Linked DNA regions of Homo sapiens: regions 2 and 3 are each linked to region 1. The links are chromatin loops, found by intact Hi-C in ENCODE. Cell type or tissue: thyroid gland. All regions are shown on one strand. Links, peaks and the distances in the headings refer to the core of each region. The heading gives the core; the rest is flanking DNA.

Region 1 (5,695 bases), core at 304-5,303:
GCATGGGGTGAGCAGCTGCCTCTGAGTACCATGGCTTTGCAGGCACCAAACATCCTTGGTGTGGGCTCTCTCCCACCAGAGTGTGGAGGCTAGCATGGGATGGCGGAGACAGGTGCTGTGTAAATCCCTGGCTTGAGTGCTGCGGATGAGCAGGGCGGAAGGACAAAAGGGCCAGGCATGTGAGGGCGCTGGCAAGAGTGTGGCTGGGATGATGTCCCCTGTGGTCCGGAGGCCCAGAGATGGGGACCCGGGGTGGCTGGTGTCCACAGGAAAGTGCAGGGAGCTGAGATCAGGACGAGGTCAGGGGGTGTGGTGGGACGGAGGCGTGAGAGGCCTGGCGGCGTCGGAAGTGGTCAGGGAGCGGGATCTCGGAGTGCAGTTGGAACCTTCAAGTGATGACAGGGCCCAGGGCGTGGGTGGCCACAGTGAGCGGAGGTGAAGGTCACTGCCCAGCAGGTGTGGGAAGGGCAGCCCAGCACTGGCAGCCCCCCGAGGCTTTGCGTGCATGGTTCCTGGGTTCCATGCGTCCCCCGATGACTCACAGGTGTGCTTCTGTGGCCCTTAGTTCTCACCCTCACTTCCTGCTTCTGTCTACCCTGTGAGCAGCGTCTCACCACCACCAAACATTGCTGAACAGGACTTATTTTCTTTATACCAAATCCTTCCCTTTTTTAACCACCCTATCATTGTCTTCCCAAGCCCCCAATTTTTATGTCACTCATTTCCTCCTCTTCTTCGCTGGTTTGGCTCCTCCCCACCCCCAGTCTATTACAAATCCTCATGAATTATTTTGTCCATAACATTTCTAAGCTAAGTGTCCTTCTTTCCAATTTCAGAGCTAAAACCATGCCCAGGAACTGGCGTCCCAAATCTAAACAGTGAGGCTTGAGAAGCGGGCTGGATTCCACGGTGCGCAAGTGTGCAGAGGACATAAGCCGAGAAGAGGCCCTTGGAGAGGACAGAAATAACAACATCGTAGGCAGACAGTTGTGGGTTCTGCCAGTCACGCTTTCGCACAAGTCACAGCACTCAGCCTCAGTAAGCAGAGGAAAATAACAGAAAACAAAGTTGGAAAGCATGGCTGAGGAGAGGGAGATAAACCGAGATAAATCGTGAAGAGTGGTTGAAATAAGCTACCGACAGGCTTGACCCGCAGCAGGTGCCTGATTCTGCTGGTTCCCAGTCCAGCCCCAGCTCAGGTGCACAAGGCGTCCGGGGGACTGCCAGCACTGCACAGCCCTTTCCATACCTCCTGGATGGTGACCTTTACCTCCGTTCCACCGTGGCCACCCATACCCTGGGCCTTTGTCATCTCTCGAAGGTTCCAACTGCACTCTGAAATCCCACTCCCTGACTGCAGCTTCCAAAGCTGCCAGGAAACTGCCAGCTTCCAGGCCAGCCACTCAACAGCCTCCAAGACTCACTTTCCTCATCTATAAAATGGGGTTTCTAATATCTGCTTTGCCCAGCACACAGAGCTGCTGGGAGAATCAAATATGATTATGTATATGAAGATACTTCACGAATGATGACATTCTAGTAAGCTAGCAAATAGTTGTCCCAGCCATACCCACTGCCAAATGGGCCACTCAGGAGATCCAAGGAGATCACTCTGCCGCGAATGCTATTTTATTCATATCATTCAGGACCTTCATGGTGGAGGCTTGTTGACATTGGCTTGTGGTTGAGAGGAGCTCCGGAGTCAAGCCGTCTGTGTCCAGATCCCTGCCTCAAGTGCTACCAGCCATGTGAGCTGAGTGCATTATATAACTTCAGCATGACTCAGCGTCCACTTCTGAAAGATGGGATGGACGATGGTGACAGGGTCATCCCATTGGGTCATTGTGAGCATTCAACGAGAGGGCATAGGACAGTGGCTGGTAAGTGCTCATAAACCGTTAGCCGGCCGGGCACGGTGGCTCACGCCTGTAATCCCAGCACTTTGGGAGGCCAAGGCGGGTGGATCACCTGAGGTCAGGAGTTCGAGACCAGCCTGGCCAACATGGTGAAACCTCGTCTCTACTAAAAATACAAAAATTAGCCAGGTGTGGTGGTGGGCACCTGTAATCCCAGCTACTTGGGAGGCTGAGGCAGGAGAATCCCTTGAACCCAGGAGGCGGAGGTTGCAGTCAGCCAATATCACACCATTGCACTCCAGCCTGGGTTACAGAGTGAGACGCCATCTCAAAAAAAAGAATAAAAAAACCTGTTAGCCATTATTATGATCACACTGTTCACAAGTTCACCCCACTACCAAAAAATGGCCACATTCCACCCACTCCCCACCAACCAAAGGCACAAGCACCTCTGTCATCTGCTCTCTCAGGATGGTCACACATCTCGATGGCCTGGACCATGAGCCAAGGGTGGACGTTCATCCAGAATGGCCCTCGCTTTCCAACTTTGTTTTGTTATTTTTGTGCTGTATAAAAACCCCACTGCTGCAGACACTACTGCCCAAACAAACTGTTGAGTAATTAATGGTTTGACCATTTTTCAACCTCGGCTTCTAGGAGAGGAGACATTTGTACACGACCTGGGATGTCAGGAAACAAGACCAAGGGCTTGAAGAGGGTTGGGGCAGGTCTCCCGGCTGCCCCTCTGCAGCCAAAAGCCTCTCATTGCTCCCCAGATGTCTGTTTCTGCCCCCAAGCATAGCCCATGCCTTGCCCCGCACCTGGGAGGCTCTCTAGCCTCTCCCCGTGGGCCCTGCCAAGGCCTCCCTCCAATGCAATGCGAGTTGCCACTGCCCTCAGGCCCTCTCCAAGTTAGAACCCCACACCCAGCCCACATTTACCCTGTGCGTGGACACACACCTCCTTGCTTTCTTTACCTTTATGATGAGCGCAGTGATTGGTTTTGAACACGTTTCCTCGTCAGGGTTGTGTATGTTGTAAAGCTGTCTTGTGGCCGGGCGCGGTGTGGTGTAGGGTGTTAAAGTGGGGAGATACTCGCTCACAACCTGGAGCGTGAGAGGGCGACAGGCAGGGGACCGCAGAAGGGAAGGGGGGCGCATTGCGGAGGCGGGGGCGGGGCGGAAAGAGGCCAGGGGCCGTTCAGCAGGTTAGCATGGAGCAGGGTGAGACAGTGCTGGAGGAGGAAACGCGCCCGGCGAGGAGCCGCCGCGTCCCGGCCCTGCCAGCCGCCATTCGAGGCCGCGCACCGCCACCTGCTGGGCGCCCGGGGAGGTGCCGCCTAGCCGCACGTGGGTCCCAGGGCAGGCGCCACGCAGCAGCGGAGTCCACCTGGGCAGGTGCGGATCCCCGGGCTCGCCTCCCCACCTCGGAGGGAAGAGCCTGACTGAGGACTCTGGGTCCCAGTCCCAGCTCAGACACCGGCTGAGAGGCTTCCGTGACGGTCAGGTCGGGAGAGGGCTCTCCTGCCTGCCGCACGTCCTGTGAGTCCGTTTGTTCCTCTGCCGGCCCCAGCCCCACCGCAAGCCCCCTGCCTCCGCTGCTCTGCCCACCCTCCCTGGGCACTGGAGTGGGCCCTGAGGAACGGCAGAGGCCCATCTGCAAAGCTCTGAATACCTCTCCCAACCGCAGATTAAATGGCACCCACGGAGGCCAAGCTCTCAGCAAGCACCGCGCTTGACTGCTCCTCTGGGTGCCCAGAAGACCATCGGTCGGTCTGTTCTTCCGAGGAAAGAGGCCCGGACCTTGATTCAGGATCCTCGCCCGGTCTAAACATACACACTTTGGGGACTGGGAGCTGAGCGGTTCTTCTAGAAAGGTCTCCTTGTTCCTTAGTCAAAATACAGGTTTGCCCCGTTTGTTCTTGCTCAGCCTTCTGAAACAATCAGAATAACTTTTTTCGTACGATGCCTACAAACAGCTTTAATGTTCCCTGTAAATATTCATTCCGAGCTAAGTGTGCCCAACTTCCTGCATTCTTTAGAGCAGTGGACAATTTCAACCGAGGACGATTTTGCCCTGCAGGGGACATTTGGCAATGTCTGGAGAACTTTTGGTGATCTACCCGGAGGAGGGAGACCACTCCTGGCGTCTGGTGGGGAGAGGCCCCCGTGCTGCTAAGCATCCTAAGGTACATGGCGTAGCACCTCCATCCCGCCACACGCACAACAAAGAATTGTCCCACCCAAAAGTCAACAGTGCTGAGGTTGAGAAGTCCTGCTTGAGAGTTCTGAGGTTTTTTTGGTTTTTTTGTTTGTTTTTGAGACGGAATCTCGCTCTATCACCCAGGCCGGAGTGCAGTGGTGCAATCTCAGCTCACTGCAACCTGTGCCTCCCAGGTTCAGGCAATTCTCCTGTCTCGGCCTCCCGAGCAGCTGGGATTACGGGCATGCGCCACCACCCCCGGCTAATTTTTGTATTTTTAGTAGAGTGGGGGTTTCACCATGTTGGCCAGGCTGGTCTCGAACTCCTGGGCTCAAGTGATCTGCCCACCTCGGCCTCCCAAAGCGCTGGGATTACAGGCTTGAGCCATCGCAACCGGCCTCTGCTTGAGAGTTCTGAGTCTTCTCAAGGTTCTGGTCCCTTCTGTAGATACTCTTCATGCATTCATGTTTCTATCGCCACGGGGTACCAACTCCAGGCCAGCTCCCACCAGCCTGGACATCGTAAGTTCTAGACACCAGGCGTCTCTCAGTGGAGCCTAACAATTACATCAGCCTTCTTAGCAATGCTTTGCTCATATGATCAGTATATCTTTTTTTTTTTTTTCCGAGATGGAGTCTCACTCTGTCACCCAGGCTAGAGTGCAGTGGCGGGATCTCAGCTCACTGCAACCTTTGCTTCCCAGGTTCAAGTGATTCTCCTGCCTCAGCCTCCCGAGTAGCTAGGATTACAGGCGCATCCCTCCATGCCTGGCTAATTTTTTGTATTTTTAGTAGAGACAAGGTTTCACCATGCTGGCCAGGCTGGTCTCAAACTCCTGACCTCGTGATCTGCCCCCTCCTCGGCCTCCCAAAGTGCTGGGATTACAGGCGTGAGCCACCGCGCCCGGCCGATCTGTATGTCTTTAATCAGTGTTACGGGCCAGGTGCGGTGGCTCATGCCTGGAATCCTAACATTTTAGGAGGCCAAGGTGGGCAGATTGCTTGAGCCCAGGAGTTCAAGAGCAGCTTGCACAACATGGTGAAACCCCATCTCTATGAAAAATTAGCTGGGCATGGTGATGTACACCTGTAGTCCCAGCTACTTGGGCGGCTAAGGTGGGAGGATCGCTTGAGCCTGGGAGGTCAAGGTCGCAGTGAGTCATGATAGCGCCACTGCACTCCAGCCTGGGCGACAGAGCGAGACCTGTCTCAAAAAAAAAAAAAAAAAAAAAAAAAAAAATCAGTGTTTTGAACAGAGAACTTAGAGGCTTAAATATGCATGTGATTAAATAAAAGACATATATTACCTAGAAAAAACAGGTATTATTCTCACACAGAAAAACGTTGGGTAAAATAAACATTCCTATTGGATGGATTCAATTTTAAATGATTCCTCTTATACAAATTTTGTTTCAACCATTCCTCTTAACAAAGAAATGGCGAAGCCCTCCTAAAGCCCTCCAGAACAGACTGAACAAAGGAAAAAAGATGCTTGTCAACTCAAATATGAAAGGCCTGCTCCAAGCTCCCCTAATTATATCTTGGAAGGGAAGCTTTGTCCTATTGACATTCGGGATCATTTTTCACAAGCTCAGGTTACTCCCTTGAAGATTTTTAGGAAGTTTCATGATATGGAGA
Region 2 (5,695 bases), core at 341-5,340, 220 kb before region 1:
ACGACATGGAAGGAAAGAGGGGAGGAGAGGGAGGGTGGGCACGGGAAGGGGAGCAGCTGAGGGGCTGGGAGGGAAGCGGAGAGTAGCGCGGAGCCAGGCGGAGGAGCGGACTTGTTATTTACAGTTATTAATTGCTGGGAACAGATTGCAGCTGGAAACGCTCTCGGTGCCAGCTCTCGGTGCCAGCTGAACCTCTCGGAGCAAGCCCCATTCGCGCAGGCCGCTGTGAGCGAAGGCTCCACGCGAGCATCTCCTGGGTGTGGGATCTCGGTAACCCCAGGCCTCACATCCTAACATCCAGGCCCTGGAGCCTGTGAGCCTCCTGAGGGTCTCTAACCGACTCCGGCTGGACAGTGCGGGCCCTCAACTTGCCCTAGTATGAGTCATCGTGGCAACACCTCAGAAAATACCCAAGTCACTCCAATTACAGCATTATCAATCGCTGCCATCGCTCTGGAACTCAACCCAATGAAACTGGCGAGAATGCCAGCCGAGCCGGGCCAGGCCGGGAGGAATCCAGTTCTTGGCGAAGGCTGCCGGCCTGGCAGTGCGTCTGCGGCCATGCCAAGCCACAAGCCCTGTGTGGTCGAAGCTGCAGAGGTGTCGGCTCCATTTCACAGTCATGGACACTGAGGCCCACCAAGGCTAAGGCCTGTCCTTCAGCCCAAACCCTCGGGAGAAAACCCAGAGAGGGAAAGGCTGCCTGGGCAAAGCCTGCCTCAGATGGCAGGGGGCGGTGGTGGGTAGGGGGCGGTGGAGAGGGCCGCAGTATGGCCATGCACCGCACTAGTCCCTGGCATGGTGGCCTTTCATGGAGCGTCTATCCTGTGTCGGCGGGGCCATGGGCTGTGCATGCATTACCCCATCAACCTCAACAAAGTAGGTGCCACGATCCCTGTCTTACAGACAATGAAACAAAGGCTCAAAGCATTTGTCACCTGCCCAGGGTTACTCAGTTAGTAAATGACAGCTCTAGGTTCAAACCCAGCCCCATCTGACTCCGGGTCCATGCTGCTTCCACAGGGACTCGCCTTCTGTCTCCTGCCTGAAGGTGAATGTGCTGACCGAGGGCACCGTCTCAGTGCCTGTGTGCACGTGTGCACACGCCACACCCATCAGCAAAGATCCCACTGGGCCCCTGCCTCTGACATCCTGCGGGCGGACAGCCTGGCCCAGCAGAGTGGGGAGGCCAAGTACAGCTGGCCCACCCACGATCCAGTGGTGCTCCATGCTCCTAATCAGTAAGATATGTTTTTGGAATAAAAACCACATCAGCATTTTTATTTTCAAGTTCAGACAAGGCTTTTTTTTTTCTTCCCCATCTTCCTTTCACATGGGTGAGGCTAATCTTCCTGCCTTGACTGACAAGTCTTTAGACTCAGCTATACATTTAAAGAAGCAAAGAATCAATGACCACGGCGCAGGCAGACTTCTTCCTTGAGTTTTTCAGATTTCAGTAACACCACAGCCCATAATTACTAATGCAAAATTAAAAAAAAAAAAAAAAAGATACCAAGACGGAAGCTAAGTGCTTCTTTGCTGTGTGTCCTGGCAAACCAGATGGGGCAAACTCCAGGACACTTCCTGCCCTTCCCTTGGTTAAAGAACGGTCTCACCTTTCTTCCCAAGGACCTTCCTGGGGAGCAGGGCCGGGGGTCCCCAGGTAGATGGGCTCCCAGACTGGGAGCAGGGAGGGGGAGAGCCTGGCGAGTGCTGGTGCTTCCGACGGAAAGATGGACTAATATAATGAAAGGCAAAGATGAATGGGGATGAGGAAGCAGGAGGCGGCAAGGGGAGAGGCGAGCGGGCGTCGGGAAGCTGCTGCAACTGTGCAGGCCCAGGTGTGAGCCAGCAGCTCCAGGGAAACCACTTACAGCTCAAGAATACCAAGAGCAGGCGAAAGCCTCTCTCAGGAGTGGGGAGGACGCCATGGTTACAGAGTAAACATTACCATTTCCTCTCCCCTCCTTAATGTTTTTCAGAGTATATTCAAGTTAAAAGTCTCTCCTCATGGAATTTAACTTGACTTCTATTTAAGAAAAGGTGGGGGTGGGGGAGGCAAATTCAATGCAGTAAGTTTCTTGGGCATTTGTTCAGAAAGGTTTCCGAGAAAAGCAGAGCCTCAAACGCTGGTAGGTGGAGGAGAGGTGGAGAAGCTACCGGCAGAGCTAACTGCACAAGTTACCTCCTTCCAGAGGCAAACCCGAGAGAACAGGCACTTCACTGTGGGGCCTGTTCCGGGCACTGCTGGATGTCAGACACTTGGGCCCACTAAATGTCAGTGACATCCCCTAGTGACTGACAACTCACGCTCCCACATAGTCCAAAATGCCCCCTGGTGGGGGGAGGGGGTACTGCCGCCAGAGAGCTGCTGGGGTGGATAATTGGATGTGTGGGGATTTTCTCACCTCTGGAAGGAGGTTAGACGTGTAGTTGGCTCTGCCGGGAGCTCTTCCACCTCTTCTCCATCTGGCTCACCCAACTCAGCGTTTGAGGCTCTGCTTAAATGTTATTTCTTATAACTTTTCTGAACAAATGCTCAACAAACTTACTGCCTTGAATTTGCAGTAGTGTGTGATGTGTGGGTGTGAGGGGGCACAGAGTGGGGAAGGATGGTGGTTAGAGATGAGGGTGTCAAGAGGCACCAGCTGGCTCATCAGTTGCTTCGAATGCCATCTTGGGGAGGAAGCCCCTGAAGAATTTCAGGTAGGGGAATGGCAGGACAGAGCTGCACTCCAGAAAGATCACTTTGGCTGCCGGGTGAATCATGCTTTAGAGAAAGATAAGATTGATGATTGAGGCCTGGAATTTTCTTTGTGGAAGACAATTTCTTTTATTTTCTTTTTTTTTTAAGAGACAGGACCTAGCTCTGTTGCCCAGGCTGAAGTGCAGTGCACAATCATGGCGCAGTACAGCCTCAACCTCCTGGGGTCAGGCAATCCTCTCACCTCAGCCTCCTGGGTAGCTGGGACTACAGGTATGAGCTACCACCTTGGCTAATTGTTCTATTTTTTGTAGAGATGGGGTCTTGCTCTGTTGCCCAGGCTGGTCTCGAACTCCTAGGTTCAAGGAATCCTCCTATCTCAGCCTCCCAAAGTGCTGGGATTACAGGTGTGAACTGCTGAGCTCGGCCTCGACTTTAATAGATATAGGGCTATTAGGATTTTCTATTTCTTCTTATGTCCATTTTAATAATTCATGTCTTTCATGGAAATAATTTCATCTAAGCTGTCAACATTTTTGGTATAAAATTATTCATAATTTTTCTTTATCTCCCTTTGTAGGACTTGTAGTGATGTCCTATCTGTCACTGCTGTTATCCTTAAAGTGTGGGGTTTTTTCTAGCTGGAGATTGAGCAATTTTATGGATGTTTTCAAAGATCCAGCTTTTGGTTTTATTGATTTTCTCTATTGTTTGACAATTTTCGATTCCATTCATTCTGCTTTTCCTGGTATTGTTTTCTTCTTACTTTGTATTTCACTTGCTCTTGTTTTTCTAGTTTCTTATGTTGGGAACTTAGATCATCAGTTTTCAATCTCCCTTCTTTTCTAACACAGCATAAAGCTCTGCATTTCCCTCAAGCACTGCTTTAGCTGCATCTAAAAAATTTCCAGATATTGTATTTTCCATATTATTCAGCTCAACGTATTTCCAATTTGCTTTTTAATGTCTTCTTTGACCTACAAGTTATTCATAAAAATGCTTTTCAATTTCCAAATATTCAGATTTTTCCAGGCATCTTTTTGTTATATATTTTAATTTAGTTCTGTATGTGAAATCATAGTTATTCTCTAGAATTTCAAGCATAAACATACTACCTTAGGATAACATTCTGAGTGAAGGGACATGAAAATGCAGGTTTTAGAAGAAGTAGTAAGAATATAGCTTTCTCTCAGTATATTTGGGAGTATCCCACAAACACTGCATTTTTAGTCTATGTTTGGTTGAAAAAAACCCATTTTATAAGTGGCTCCTTGCAGTTCAAACTCGTGTTGTTTGAGGGCCAGCTGTATTTCCGAACATTAAAAGAAAGCATGTTCCACTTCAAAATGGATAATGGTGGGTACTACATTTTTCTGTATTTGAATTCTATTAAGATCATTGAAGGAGTGATGTAATTGTTCTATTTTAAAGCATCTCAGCTATTTGTTGAAAATTATATTATTTGCATCTGTAAATACTTAAGATGAAAAAATTTAGAAATCAACTTGATAGTTTGATACAGATTTTTTTCCGTGTTCTTTGGGGAGATGTGAACAAAATGTTTGAAGATAACTTAGCTGAATAATGAATAACAAGGTATCTGGAATTCGGGCATTTTCTTTTTCTTTTAGGATGGGTCAGGCTTGAGCCTACGGGAAAGGAGGTGGCAGGGAGGGAGAGGTGGAAGATGCAGGAGACTGAGGATTGCCTGAGCGTGAGGTCCCTGTGGAAGTGGAATGGGCAGCGTCGCTCACAGGTGGAGGGCTGGCCTTGGAAGGAGATGGGCTTCTTTCACTGTCCAGGAGGGAGACAGGAGCAGGTGGGTGCAGGTGCAGGCTGGAAGGATTGAGGGTGAGAAATTGAGGGAGTTCCTGTCTGAAGGTCCTGGTGAAGTAGGAGGTGAGAGGAGATGGGGGGCCAGATGTTTGGGCAGAATTCAGGTTTTCAGTAGCCCCTGCGGAGCTCAAGGGTGCTGAAGGCATGATGCACGCGCTATGAAAGGAGACTGTTCGACACTCTTGCAGCCCCTGTCACAATTGAAGCTGCGCTTCTTTAGTGCCTCAGTTGGAGAGCCACTGTCTTTTCCCAGTGCCCAGCCCAGGGTCTGGTGCTTGGTATTTGTTGAAGGGATAGATTGCTGGACACGTGAGCCCAGGCATCATCAAAGCACAGCTGTGAGAAAGCCAGGTTGGGCTGTCATGACCAGGCCTAAGACTGCAGTGACCTGCTGCCTGCTTCCCACAGGCGTACCATTCATCTCTCTCCCAGTGCCTGCTCTGAGTGAGTCGTCATAATGCATGAAACCATCTACGGCAGTGGGAACACGTCCCAGGGGTTAGTGGAAGGTGCAGATCGAGGCGGACCCAAGTCCTTGGAAGGTTTCCTGACAGGGGGAGGGCACTGTGGCCGGGCTTTAAAGAAAGAGCAGGTTTTTGGTGGGGGAGAACAATGTGAATAAAAGCCCAGAATAAGGACCCACACAGATCCTGCCAATGGAAGCAGGTGGGGCTCTGCCATCCTCTGCTGCAGCAGGATTCTCTGTGCACTCCACCCCGCCCCCCACCCCACTCTGCAGGAGCCCCAGCACGGCGGCTGCCATTTGCTCAGCATCTTCTTTTTTTTGTTTGTTTTGTTTTGTTTTAAACAATATTATGAAATGGTCTTGTTTTTTTTATTTTTTTTTATTATACTTTAAGTTTTAGGGTACATGTGCACATTGTGCTGGTTAGTTACATATGTATACATGTGCCATGCTGCTGCGCTGCACCCACTAACTCGTCATCTAGCATTAGGTATATCTCCCGATGCTATTCCTCCCCCCTCCCTGCTCAGCATCTTCTAAGAGCAAGGTACCCTCTGGAAACCACCGGATGGAATCCTGACCTCGATTCTGGTTTGCTGGAGGGATGGTCTGCCTTTAGTGATGTTCAGGCCTTCAATGTATTGGATGGGGCCCGCCCCCGTTGGGGAGGGCCCTCTGCTTTATGGGGT
Region 3 (5,695 bases), core at 341-5,340, 68 kb after region 1:
TGTCTGGGGAAGACCGGGCTCCAGGCCCGCTCTGGCCCCAGCTCTGAGTGGCCTCGGGCAAATCTCTTGCCCTCTCTGGCTCTCGCTCTCTCCTTTGTTAGAGGAGATAATCCCACCGTGTCACAGGGTCCTGGCGATGATGAAACCCTGGCTCCTGGTCATCACAGGTGCTCACTAAGTGTCACTCCCTCACATGCAAGGACACTCAGCTCGGGCCTCACCTCCTCCAGGAAGCCCTCCTGATCCGGTGCCCAGTGTCCACACAGGGCATGGCCTAGAGCAGACAGGTGTTCAGCAAGCACCGTGAGTAGGCGGCGTTCCCTGCCGTGTGCTGCAGGCAGCACAGAGCTGCACGGGGCTGCCCAGGAGGCTCAAGAGCCTCCCACGCTCCCCACCAGGAGCAGCAGCCCTGGAAGCCGCTTTCTTCCTCTCCACCACCATGAAGGGTTTCTGCCTAAGTCACTGCTTGAAATCAGAACTGCACTGCTAAAAACAAGTCGGAAAACATCCCAGGCCCTGCAGTTTTTCAGTTGCACAGTCTCAGGCGGTCATTTAACTCAGCTCCCTCCTTTGCCCAAGGGAGACAATCATGACCCGTCGCTGGCAGTGTCTGTGAGGACTGGGGAATGCGGGGGTGAAGGTGCCCAGCAACGGTAAGGAGCCGGCAAGGGTTCAACCCCACGTTTTCAGGGCTGCTTCAGGCTGGGCTCGAGTCCAACGGTGGAACCATCTATTACCAGGTGGACAGGCCAGGAGCCGTGTGCCGGGATGGCTGCCCCTAGGGACCAGGAAGCTCCCAGGATGTATGGAAGTTATTCTGGGCAGAAGAGGAGGGAGAAGGAAGTAGGGATATGGAAGCCCAAGGAGGAGATCTCAGACAGAGAAATAAGATCAGCGCAGTGGGGACAGAGACAGGAGCCAGCCAGCAATGCAGCCTAGGTCCCAACACGCAGGGCTTGCCTCCCTGGTCTCAGTCTTCCACCTGAGATGACATGGGCACCAGGTCAACTCCAGGAGCCCAGCCAGGTGGGGCATCCTGCACACAGACCGAGGCGTGGAAGAGGCAGGGGCCTCCCCAGCACACAGGGCTACAGGCACGACAATTCCAAGGGCCAGGCTGGGGCCCTCCCCCACGCAGCCCCAGCCCAGAATTCCAAAGACCAGGGCACCCGTGACCAACTGTGCCGGGGGAAGCCGCTGGGTCCTTGTGGCCTCATCCACATTCCGTTCCCAGAAGCCCGCTGCCGGGACGGCACCTGTGATCATCTCTCATACCCTGGGACTCCTTTCCATTGCCCACTGTGTCCCTGATTCACTGTAAGAAGACTGGCAAGCCCCCTCGCCCTTCCGGGCCTCAGTTTCCCCTCCTACGGAAGAAGGAAGGGATGGTCTCTAGGAGCCTCCAGGCTCTGACATGCCAGGATTTTCTGCCCCAGTGGATGGGAAGCTGAGAAACAGACACTCCCAGGTTGGTTCTGTCTGGAGCAGATGCAGCCAGAGAAAGGCGCTGGTGGGTGCTGGTTCTAGGCCCAGCAGCTGCCCAACCTCTTGGCTTGGGTCACCCCAGGAAGGATGTAGGTGGGAACTAAAGACGTAAAACCTGCCAGGAGACTTCCCCTAAGAGAGCCTCCACAGGCCATCAAGGCCTGTCTCTGTGCATGCCTATTTCGGCATCATATTTTGATGATCTGATACGGGGTGGCTTCTCCCTGCTGCTGAGATGCAAAGTCCTCAGGGGCTATGTGGCATTTATCCATCTCTGTATCTGCAAGGCTTAGCCCAGGGTCAGGCACAGGTAGAGGCTCAAGAAGGGTTCAGAAACGGAAAGAATGAGTGAGTGAACTAGAAGGTCCTAGGATTCCAAACTCCCATGTTCCAAGATCTAGAAATCACCTGAGGGCCATGTCCCAGCCACAACTGCAGGCCCAGCATCAAGCACAGGGCTGGCCCCTTTGGGGCGGGGGGCGGCTGTGGGCCAGTGTCAGGGTGCATACCCCACCCACCCAGTGGGACAGGACAAAGCCCTGACCCAACCCCCTCCCTGCCTGCCCTCCTGCACAGGGGCCTGAAGGACCCTCAAGGCTGTCTTCATCTAAACTCTCATTTCACAATGGGGGAAACTGAGGCCCAGAGTGGGGAGTGACTCAAGGGCAAGCAGCAAGTTTCACAACTGCCGACAACCAAACCATGCGCCTTCCCCTTGGAATCACGCGAGGGCTAATGCACCATTAATTGTAATTAACTAATTATTCCTGCTGCCAGCTAGCGCAGGAGGAGGCTGGGGTGGGGAGCCCCCCAGTGACTCAGTCATGTTTACAACATGCAAACCCATTTAAAAGCTTGTAAAGGTGCTATAAATGGCTCTTTGGCAAGACGGGAATAACGATTCCCTTTCTCCAGCTGCCAGTTTTAACAACCGTCGGGTTTGAGGCGCAAAGACTGAGCGTCCAAGGTCCAACAGCGCCACCTGGAGGCCAGGCTCCAAAACGCTCTGCTCTGTGCGCACTGCACGCTCGTGGGTTCTGGTTAGGACCTCCCGGACTCCAGCGCCTAAGGGACTAGGAAGCCCACTCCTCCCAGTTCACAATGGGGAAACTGAGGCCCAGGGGAGGTCAGGGACTGTCCGTCCGTTGCTCAGCTGCTTTGAAAGTGTTCAGAGTATAAATCCGAGTCCAAAATGGCAGATGCCACCGTTTTCATTTCCCATGACTGTAAATCTTTTAAAATGTGACAGTTCAGGAGAGGGGCTGTGAATGACAGAAACAAGCGTGCGGAATGGAGTGGGCCTGGATATTTTTTCACACGAGTAGGTTGTCATTAAAGCCCGTTCCTAGCCAGGGAGGGCCCTGCCCCCGCCTGTAAACATCTTCCCCAGCCTGCACCCACCAACAGGACTTCCACAGTCCCCTCATGCCCCAGCCTCCCTTCACGCTCCCCAAACACCGGATCTCCAGGGAGAAAGAGCAGTGAGCTCCCCATTCAGATGGGCTGTGCACACAGAGTGGCCTTGGTCCTCTTACCAACTGATGCGTAGGGAGGGGACGACTACTGCTCAAGGCCACATGGCGAATCCAGCTAGTTCCAAGGCTGAGAGACCAGAGCTCAGGCCCTCTGATTCCTACTTTGCTATCCCTCCCATTGCACCCCAAGAATAACAATCCCCTTAGCTCCCACCGACCGCGGGACTGTGCCAGCCCTCAGGACAAGCACTTTACTTGGGTGGTATCATTTGAAATTCATGGTTGTGAGGCGCAGCGCTCTCTGGAACCCACCCATGTTATAGGCAGGGAGACCGAGACCCAGAGGGGTCACCCAGAGAGTGGGTGGCACAGCTAGGGTCAGATCCCAGGCAGGATCCCCCACTCTGGCTGTTCCTCCGGCCGAGACCGATTGGGAGCTGTGGTGGCCTCGGCGCTGGGCCCTGAAGGTTGGGTGGGCTTGAATTTGGGGAGGGGACTCAGATGGGAGTTGGGCTGGGCCAGAGAGGGTTTCGGGGTGGAGGGGGAGGGGTGCCTGGATAGAGCTGATATTCCCAGCCACTCACCCACGGTCATGCCGTCCATGTAACGCTTGATGATGTCAAAAGAGTCCCGCAGGTTCCCTTCCGTGATGTCGAAGATGATGTTAGCCTGGCTGGCAGGATGCGGTGGCGTGATGGCCCGGAGGAAGATGATCTCTGCAGAGGCACAGAATGGAGAAGGGCTCAGCACAGCCTGGCCCCAGCCCCAGTCCCAGCCTCGTCCCCAGGAACTCACCCTTGGGGAATGAAGACCTAACCCAGGGCCCTTTCATGAGACAACATCAATGAAGCCAGAGATCCCCTGTGTGGGGAGGGTGGAGGGGTCTGGACCTTCCTATATCATAGCCCATCCCTGTTTTATAGCAGGGGAAACTGAAGTCAGGAGAGATTTTGGATCTTCCTCGGGGACACAGAGCTAATCAGAGGAAGGGCTGGTGAGAAGTCATCAGTCACTGTGCATATTCATGAAGGTGGGGACCAGAGGAGGAAAGCGAGTGAGGGGACAGAGGGAGACAGCAGAAAGGCCAGAGGGGTGGGCTCCTCTCCCATCTATAGTGCCACAGGTCAGGGGGGCCACCCTGAGCGGTGGCCTGGGTTCTCTGGGGGGTGTGTGTCCATCTCCCAGATCAGACAGTGAAGCAGGGCAGCCCCAGCTCTGGGCTGTCTTGGGGGAGTCCTCTCTGTGGGCCTCAGTTTCCTCACCTGTAAGGTGAGGAAGGAAGCCGGCGGAGACCCACTAAAGGTCCTTTCAGCACTTAAGGTCAGGGTGTGGATTTCCTGGGCCCAAGATGCTAACAGGTGTCCCAACGGCACTCGGCTCCCTGCGATAACCAACACTCAGATCGGGGCTGGCCGGAGAGGCCACAAAACCAGCCACTGGGGATTTGGGAAGGATTTGTATGTGGTTTGGTGAAACCCCATCATTTTGCAAAAGGCAAATACCAGTTAGTTATTTTCTCTGACCCAAGTCTGTGCCACCCTGTGACGATTCAGCGTTATTCCTTTTCGGGAGGAGCAAACCTAGGGGGACTGGGACTGGGGACGGCTCCTTGGGCAACCACGTGCTGAGGGAGCCTCTCCTCCCCCCACCCCCCCGCATGGTTGTGTCATGGTGTAAACACTGGTGTCCTCGCGGCTGGCTCCGTTGCATGCCTCCCCTGAGAGGGTGGGAGGACCCCTTCTTATCACCATGTCCCTAGAGCCTGACACAGAGGGGCTCCGTCCACGGCTGCTGAATGAACTCATCATGGCATGCTTCTCCGCAGGCCAGGGATAGGGACTCCCTAGAGGGCGGGGGTGGTTGGGGACCGGGCACACGGGCAGCACAGCCAGGAAGCGAGGTGAACAGGACAATGCTCCATCCATAGCCCTCTGCCAGGCTTGGGAGCACGCAGCCCAGGCCCTGCTCCAGAGAAACGGTGCAGTGATGGCAGGTTACACAACATGACTACACTGCATGCCAGGAGCTTCCTAGAGAGCCAGGCTGGGGTGTGGGAGCACTGACTGGGTTACACCTGAGCTTCCTGCTCCCCGTCTGGCCCCTCCAGTTCACCTGGCCCTGGATCAACAGGATGATGTTTCTATATGCAAACCTCCTCCACTGCAACCTTCCGATGGTTCCCCCAAAGCCTGGGGGTTGAAGGCCCAACTCCAGTTTTAGCCTCCTGTTTATCCTTCCAGCCCACCTCTTGCCAAGCCTCTAGCGCTCCAGCAGAAAACCTTGGCTCAGTTTCTCAAACGCCCACACCGCCCCCCCATACCTCCAGACCCTTCTGGCCATGTCCTGCTCCACTGGGCACCCTCCTCCCCTTCTCCCCCTTTCACTCAAATACCTCACCACTCAGGACCCAGCCTAGCCATCACTTCCTCCCGGAGGCCCTCCCTGATTCTCCAGTGCTGGTCACAGAATCAGCGCTTAATGGCTCTCTGCAGAACAACCGTTACCCATAAGAAAAGACCACCTGAACGGAAAGCTGAGAATGGGCCAAATGCTGCTGTGCCAGGTGGGTGTGGGGGGGACACAGACACAAAGAAAGTTCTGCATGTCAAGTTGCCAGGCGCGGTGGCTCACGCCTGTAATCCCAGCACTTTGGGAGGCTGAGGCGGGTGGATCATGAGGTCAGGAGATTGAGACCATCCTGGCGAACACGGTGAAACCCCGTCTTTACTAAAAAT

What was found. Hi-C counts contacts between places; a loop is a spot of excess contacts. Peaks named below come from ENCODE experiments on the same cell type or tissue, not always from the same donor. Only the 100,000 strongest peaks of a DNase experiment are listed, where the experiment ranks them.
Region 2: it touches region 1 in a loop (2.4-fold over the local background); 66 of 110 quality-filtered maps call a loop at or near these places.
Region 3: it touches region 1 in a loop (4-fold over the local background); 42 of 110 quality-filtered maps call a loop at or near these places.

Annotation. Positions count from the first base shown.
Region 1 is chr22:45,643,247-45,648,941 of GRCh38, reverse strand. All of the region lies in intron 1 of LOC105373069 (a long non-coding RNA gene), which reads right to left. It overlaps LOC105373068 (a long non-coding RNA gene), which reads left to right. Exons shown (of 3, transcript XR_938309.4): 3 at 837-1,388. Among named protein-coding and RNA genes, the nearest start is that of ATXN10, 26 kb to the left of the region's middle. RefSeq lists an enhancer at 1-255 and silencers at 2,905-2,974, 2,985-3,274. In thyroid gland, for the core only: a CTCF peak has its summit at 3,183 (motif pointing left); DNase peaks (open chromatin) are centred at 921, 1,721, 3,181, 3,641 and 1 weaker place; H3K4me3 peaks cover 411 bases; H3K27ac peaks cover 2,961 bases.
Region 2 is chr22:45,860,736-45,866,430 of GRCh38, reverse strand. No RefSeq gene overlaps it. Among named protein-coding and RNA genes, the nearest start is that of MIR4762, 100 kb to the right of the region's middle. In thyroid gland, for the core only: a CTCF peak has its summit at 2,356 (motif pointing left); DNase peaks (open chromatin) are centred at 1,880 and 2,340.
Region 3 is chr22:45,574,958-45,580,652 of GRCh38, reverse strand. It overlaps FBLN1 (fibulin 1), which reads right to left. Exons shown (of 17, transcript NM_006486.3): 16 at 3,545-3,676. Among named protein-coding and RNA genes, the nearest start is that of LINC01589, 28 kb to the left of the region's middle. In thyroid gland, for the core only: a CTCF peak has its summit at 2,467 (motif pointing left); DNase peaks (open chromatin) are centred at 1,219 and 2,472.